Regions from separate parts of the Homo sapiens genome. Here region 1 is linked to region 2. A link is a contact called in ENCODE Hi-C or POLR2A ChIA-PET data. All regions are on one chromosome and are shown on one strand. Each heading gives the region's core, a stretch centred on a gene start or an enhancer-like site at or near the end of the contact. The rest is flanking DNA. Distances are from core to core; before and after follow the strand shown. Region 1 holds the start of ICA1-AS1 (ICA1 antisense RNA 1). Region 2 overlaps COL28A1 (collagen type XXVIII alpha 1 chain).

Evidence for each region. Hi-C counts contacts between places; a loop is a spot of excess contacts on that map. ChIA-PET counts read pairs that join two places held with the same protein, here RNA polymerase II (POLR2A). Pooled maps may share reads with other maps.
Region 1: a pooled map shows a loop between it and region 2 (2.2-fold over the local background). The contact joins the promoter of ICA1-AS1 here to the enhancer-like site in region 2. A Hi-C loop is called at or near these places in 1 of 50 pooled maps. POLR2A ChIA-PET finds 5 or more read pairs at or near these places in 4 of 52 experiments (OCI-LY7, WTC11, activated naive CD8-positive, alpha-beta T cell and 1 more).

What each region holds. Positions count from the first base shown.
Region 1 is chr7:8,260,624-8,263,878 of GRCh38, reverse strand. It overlaps ICA1-AS1 (ICA1 antisense RNA 1), which reads right to left and starts at 1,654. Exons shown (of 6, transcript NR_125740.1): 1 at 1,460-1,654; 2 at 1,053-1,299. It overlaps ICA1 (islet cell autoantigen 1), which reads left to right and starts at 1,712. Exons shown (of 14, transcript NM_001136020.3): 1 at 1,712-1,785.
Region 2 is chr7:7,422,860-7,426,142 of GRCh38, reverse strand. The region is part of intron 25 of COL28A1 (collagen type XXVIII alpha 1 chain); the gene reads left to right. Among named protein-coding and RNA genes, the nearest start is that of COL28A1, 110 kb to the left of the region's middle. Within about 2 kb of position 1,547, at least 5 of the 41 ENCODE cell types and tissues checked have a DNase peak (open chromatin) inside an H3K27ac peak, as active enhancers do.

The sequences.
Region 1 (3,255 bases), core at 405-2,904, 840 kb before region 2:
ATAATAATCTCTTTATCCTTTTAACTCCCGATAATAGCTTTTTACACATAAATTTACAGTTCTTGGAATCAATGTATCTTAACATATCTTAATCATCTTTCTTTTGTAAGGAAGACTTTCTCATTTTAAAGGCTTTGGGTTTTTTTTCTTACAGCAAAATCATTTGGCTTGCGTTGTTAACACGTTAGTTTGAATTTTTTTTTATAAAAGCCAAATATATATAAGCAATGCTTTTCTCTCTGAAAATTTCTCCTGAATCTTAGCTTTTCAACAATTTGCTATTTTGTAGACCATATTCATGATTTGTTTACTCATACACACTTACTAAGGAGATGTTTACTCAGCTCCAAAATTCGTGTTAAGACTAGGACAGGCTCAAATCTATGACAAACAGAATCCCCAAAGAATAACTTTAAAGGTTATGTAAATTTCTGGAGGTATCTTATTATCTTTCTATTAAAATGTCAACATATTCTATACTTTTTCTCCATCCATTCTGGCAAGACACCATGCTATCTTGAGATTAAGCTAAGTCTCCTGGTTCAGATTCAAATCCCTGCTCAATAATCTCTTTATGGCACTCTGGGCAGTGTCTTCATCTGTGAAATCGGGATAATGATTTTATCTACAGTATTGGGTTGCTGTAAGGATTAAATATAAAGCATACAGCATGTGCCGGACATAGAGCTAGCACTCCATCCATGTTAGCGCAGGATTTCTGATTCGTCAGCATCATTACTCAATAACTATCATTCGGCCCTTTTAAATTGTTTCAGCGACGACTGAATGAACTTATTTATAAATGTATAACATAACTAGGGATGAAGTCATACTACATTGAGGTTTCATTTCCACATAGATAATATTAGGAAGCAGCTATGCCAACACTTTTTCTTCCTGTGATCTGTATACTGCAGGGTCTCTAGAAACAATGGTTTGGTTCTTTCCTGGTGACAAAGGATAAGAGAAGATGAAACTGCTACAAATGGCAATAACTTAAAAATAAAAGATACAGAAATATATGGAAATGAAAAACATATACCTATACATACACAGCTGTTTTTAAAACATGACCTTTATTCTCGAAGCTCAAACTTGATTTCCAGGTACAGCAGGCCTCTGTAACTTTTCTTGGCAGTGAAGTCATGAAGTCTCCTGTCCTCTAAAGCTACAGAAATTTAACCTGGAAGCAAGCAGTAGGCACTACGCACAGCACAGAGGGAACCCTGGGGTGTACGCTGTGGCTCCCACCTGTCCGCCAGGTCATTGTGACGCAAACGCTATGGCCACGTGGAACACCTGCCGGAGAGCAGGGGCGGGGTCACTCTGGGCGGCGGATCCGAGCGGGGGATACCCCAGGAGATGGGGGTCGAGGAGAGACCCCGGGGAGTAGAGAGAGAGAAACTCACTCCCCGAGTCCCCGACCCTCCCCAAGCAAGGTGAGGTCAACGCCACCCACCTTCCCCCGGTCACCCTGGGAGGGGTCGCTCCGGCGGGCGTCTGCTGGAGGGTAGAAGCGGGGAAGGGAGGCAGCGGCGGCGCCCAGGCGGCGGTAGGTAGCCGGGCGGCGAGGGCGCCCGCACCCCCCGGCCGCTGCGCTGCGCTGCGGTGCGCACGGGCTCCGCCGGTTGCTATTCCGGCTGGTGGCGGCCGCCGCAGGAAGGGCCGGTTCCTGCGCTCCCCCCGCCCCTTTCCCTCGCCTTCGGCTGACGCTGACGTCGGATGAGTGATCCGGAGGGACGCTCCGACCGCGGCCGGGAGGCTCCTGGGGGCCGGGGCTCCGAGGTACCTGCCCTCCGGGGTCGGGGCGGGGGCGCGCCGGGCGGGCTGCAGGAAGCAGCAGGAGACGCCCGGCAGCCGGGACGGTCGGGGACGCCTGGTAGGAGCTGCCTTCTCTGCCCTCCGCGGGCGGCGCGTGATAGGCGAGTCGCCTCCTCGGGTCCCGGATCCCGGTGCGGGAACCGCATCAGCCCCTTCCCCTCCCCTCCTCCCTCCGGCCTGGGAAGGTCTGGAGGATGCGCGCGCCGTGAGAGCGTGCGTCAGCCCCGGGGGAGCGGTAGGGAAGCGTTCCGCGCTCCGGCCCCAGCGCTGGGAGCACCGGCACCCATGCCAGCCCACCCCACCCACCCACCGCGCGCCTCGCCTTCCCGGCGGCTCCGGCCCCAGGACCCCGAGCTCCCTGGTGGGCAGGGACTTGCGTCCAGGGTTGACTTGTTGACAAGTTCACCTGCCGCGGCGCCTGGTGTGTGCTTTTTCTCTTCCCCTCCGTGGCCCTTTTTTTGGCAGGGGCGGCAGAGAGCATATGGGTACCTCTTTATAACCACTAGTGCCAGGAGGCCTGAGCTTGGTCCCCCGGGGGCGAGGTGCTCAGCAGTCTCGGACTAGACGGGGCGAGAACCCCTAAGCAACCCCGGTTCCAGCAAACCCTGGCGCGCCCGTTTCCTTTGGGCGCTGCTGACTCCGCCTTTCCTGCTCCGGGGCTATTGCAGCTCCTGCTTCCTCTAGAAACGAACATATCCTGTTGTTATGTCTGCCTTTCCCCCAAAGCGGCTCTCCAGGAACCTTTCCCACTGTCTTTTTACTTGTAGTACCCCCAAAGCACCTGAGCTTCTCTTTGGGGTCTTAAAAGTATCGCGCCCTTATTCTGGCGAAGGGCATTAACTGCCTGGTTGGGGAGAGTTAGTTTGGAAAGAATCGCGTTCTCTTCATTTAGATGGCATTAAAAAATTAGCGCAAGAAAGGGTTTTGTTCATGAATCTTAGTAACCGAGATCTGGTAACGGTATAAAAATTATCAAGGCCTGGAAAATATGTCACCAGCTTGCTTGGGAGTGATACTGAATGTAGGAAGAAAGACACATAAGGCATTTATTGGCCATTAAGGTCCTATAAAATATGACTCATCGCAAACATGTTTTTGTCCATACGTTTCAGTGAAGTCTCTTCGGAAAATCTCAAATTGGTTTCTGTGGCCCTCTGGTTTGAATCTGAGATCTGAACTGTTCTGTGGTTAGGGAGTGAAATAAGAAATGCTTAGTTTGAAATCTAGGCTCCCGATGCAATTTCATACCCCCTGTTTAAAACACACACTCTCTAAAAATGCTTTTAAGTAAGTTTTCAAACCAAAGATATATTTTTAGATTTCAGTCTTTATTTTTGAAACACCCTTTGTAGAGAATACCACAGGGACAAAATCAATTTATAATCCTGAATAGCTCAAATATCACTCTTTGGTTTTATACTAATACTGTACATA
Region 2 (3,283 bases), core at 298-2,797:
AAGAGGCTGATTCTTTCACAGTGAATTTAATTTGCTTTTATTGTCCCCAAAGTAGAAAAAGCATGAAATCACTTTTGGAACAAGTATATCTTGCTTCCACCTTCTTCTCAAAGAGTGGCAGCAACTTAGCTGGCACAAAGGGAGAGAGTATGATTAAAGCCTCATTAGTGTGTGGGGGAGTAAGGGGGAGGAAAATAATCTAATGGGCTGATTATTTCCTCAAATATTATATTGATATTTTTAGAAAACTCATAAGGTATAATGGGTTGTTTCCTTGTCACTGCTCCACCTTGAAACCTTGCCACTTATTAGCTGTGTGACCTCAGCAAGTCGTTTAGTCTCCCTGAGGCTTAGCATTCTTATCTGTGATTTGGGATAATAATGCCTACTTCACAGGTTTATTATGATAAATTAATAGACTAATGTATGTAAAACATCTTTATGAATCCTAACAAATTCAAATATAATTAGTGGTAGTAGCCATTTTATGCATCACGCTGCCAAATCACACACATTGTAGGATGGATAAGAAGAGAGATTAAGAACTGGTATAGGTAGGAGATCTGGAATGAAGTCAATTAACACATTGGAGTAAACCGCAAAACCAAGGATTAGCAACGGAGGGAAAATGGGACGGGAAGACTTAGAGGGCTGGATTCTTGTGCAGGTCGTGTGGGACCTGTGTAATACAGGATGAATCTTATAATCCAGGATGTTCTTCTCCTTGAGAGGGTGTGACTGGCGATGTAGGGAAAGGACTTTTACAGTTTCACAGCCAAACAGCCGAGGTCTTTGCATTAAATGACAGCTGGAAGAAAGTCTATGGAAAAGTTAGCGTCTTGCATCTAGTCCCAGTCCACATCAAAATGGGAGATGGGTTCTGGAGTCATACCTGGGTTTGAATTGCTTCAGACTGCCTGGTTTTTGGCAAGTCATGTATCCTGCTGTAGCTCAGTTTCCTTATCTGTAAAATGGAATAAGTTGATGTTGATAAGATCAGGTAAGATAATGAATGAAAACTTCCTGCTGCATAATAAACTTAATAAGTATTATTTTTATTTATTATTTATTATAATAGTTTTAATATTAACCAAAGTGAAGATTTACTAATGAGAAAATGAATGAATGTGTTTGCTCTCCTCTTTCTTCTTTCATTTAAAAAGGGAAAGCTTCAATGTGTGAGTTTTAGAACCATCATAAGATGATGTGTATTTTTAAAGGAGTTAAAATTATCCACTCTGCAAGGTTATGGTCTAGGTGGTCTTCACTGAATCATTTGTTAAGTTCATATGCACAAATACTGCAGACAGTCCTGAATTTGGCCGTTTCCTGTGAAAATGAAAGTAGTATCTCCCATCTAGAATCCCTTTGGCGGGCCAAGAGGAAGTGGTATGCCATCTAAACAGTCCGTTATTCTTCTTTTGAGAGAGTGGGTGCAGGGGTTAGGGGTAAGGCTAAGACTGTCATCTTAGGAAAGTGATAGATGTTGTTACCAATGGCGACTCTAGAATTTGCTCGCACGTCTGTTCATTATCTCCTAATACAAGGGCTCCCTCTGCAGGCTCCAACAACCCTCAGCTGTTGCGTGGGAAGCTATGTCCAGCTATGCGACAACCTGTTGTAATTCCTTTATTTGTGAATATTGCTGTATCCACTGACAATAAACTGTGTATCTGAAAATATCACAGGTCAACGCACTTCTTAGGTACCTACGGTGCTGCCTTATGACAAAACCAGTGCCGTCAAATGGCCAAGCAAGACCTGTCCGCAATTCTCTTGCTCACATTTACCAGGTGTGGTGGCCTAACATGGACACACGGCCCATGGAACCACAAAAGATCATTTTCAAAGACCCCACCATAGTGGAGAGACACTACTTCTGTGGATTCTCAGATCATTAAATGCCTAATGTTCCCATCTATCAAAGTATGGTACATATACACTGAGGAACAACTCTCATGCCGTGTTACAGACCAATTCTAATATCTGCAGAACGTTAAGACTTGATTTAAAGTCTATTAGATTCACAAAAGCATTGCTATAAGTCATTATTTTCCCGTAGTTTGAAAGATACAAAAGATTATTTAGATATGTGAAACATAGCTATATGTCAACAATTATATGGATAAGGATGGACAGTTTGTTTTAGGTGAACACTGAAGGACCACAGATGACATGGAACACATCTTAAATTCATTGGCTGAGGCTGCGGGACAGAGAGAACAGTAAGGTATCTACAGGGTCAGCTGTCCTACTGCAGTTGGCCTTCAGATACTCCCAAAGGTTGAGGGTTAGGGGGACGTGAATAAGGGAGACTGTGAAGGAGAGAATGAATAGCAACACTGAGCATTGACAAGGCTGGCCTGAGGTAAACTATGGACCTATTTTAACTGCTTTTCCCGCTTGCTTTCCCATGTGTGGGTATTAGTGTAATTAATACTAGTTGAGGGGAGGTTTTAGCTAACATTCTCACACAAAAAAAATCATGAATTAAATACTACAGTGTCAAATTTTTTCTTAAAACATACTACTTTGTTAAAAAAAAATCTTGCCTTCTCTCCGTATCCCTATGTTAAAAAAAAAATTATGTAACATTTGGTACATCCCAAGAATACACACGACAGATGTAAATTCTAATGATGTTGAATCTACCTGTGTGCTCCTCCCCTTTGCCCAGTTTTAATATCTTTAAAATCATGAATTATTATTAAGGGGGTCTATTACAGCAACACTATCTCAGGTTCACTGGAGAGACTTTTGCTGGATATTGTTTATGGATTTTTAAAAATTGTATTAAAACAATTATGAAAATTAAGCATGCACAAAAGTGGAAAGACTAGTGAAATGAACTCTCATTTACATATCACACTTCCTTAACAATTATCAACACATAGTTGATCTTGTTTTAGCTATATTCTTCACTCCTCCCCTCACCACATTATCCTGAAGCAATCCTCAGACATCATCCATATAAAGCTTTAGCATTTGTCATTCAAATGTAAGAACTCTTTTTAAAAACTTGACTACAATACTATTATCAAACCTAAAACAAATGAACAATTCCTTAATATAGCAAATATCCAGCATTCACATTTCCAAGCTTGTCTTACCCATTTGCTGCAATTGGTTTGTTTGGATTGGGATCCAAATCATGCCCACACATTGCATTTGATTGAAATAGCTCTTAAATCTCTCTTAATCAAAGTAGACTCCTCCCTTGTTTTTAGCTCGCAGTTAGTGTATGTGTTATTTGTACTTGCGGATTTGCTGATGATATCCTCAT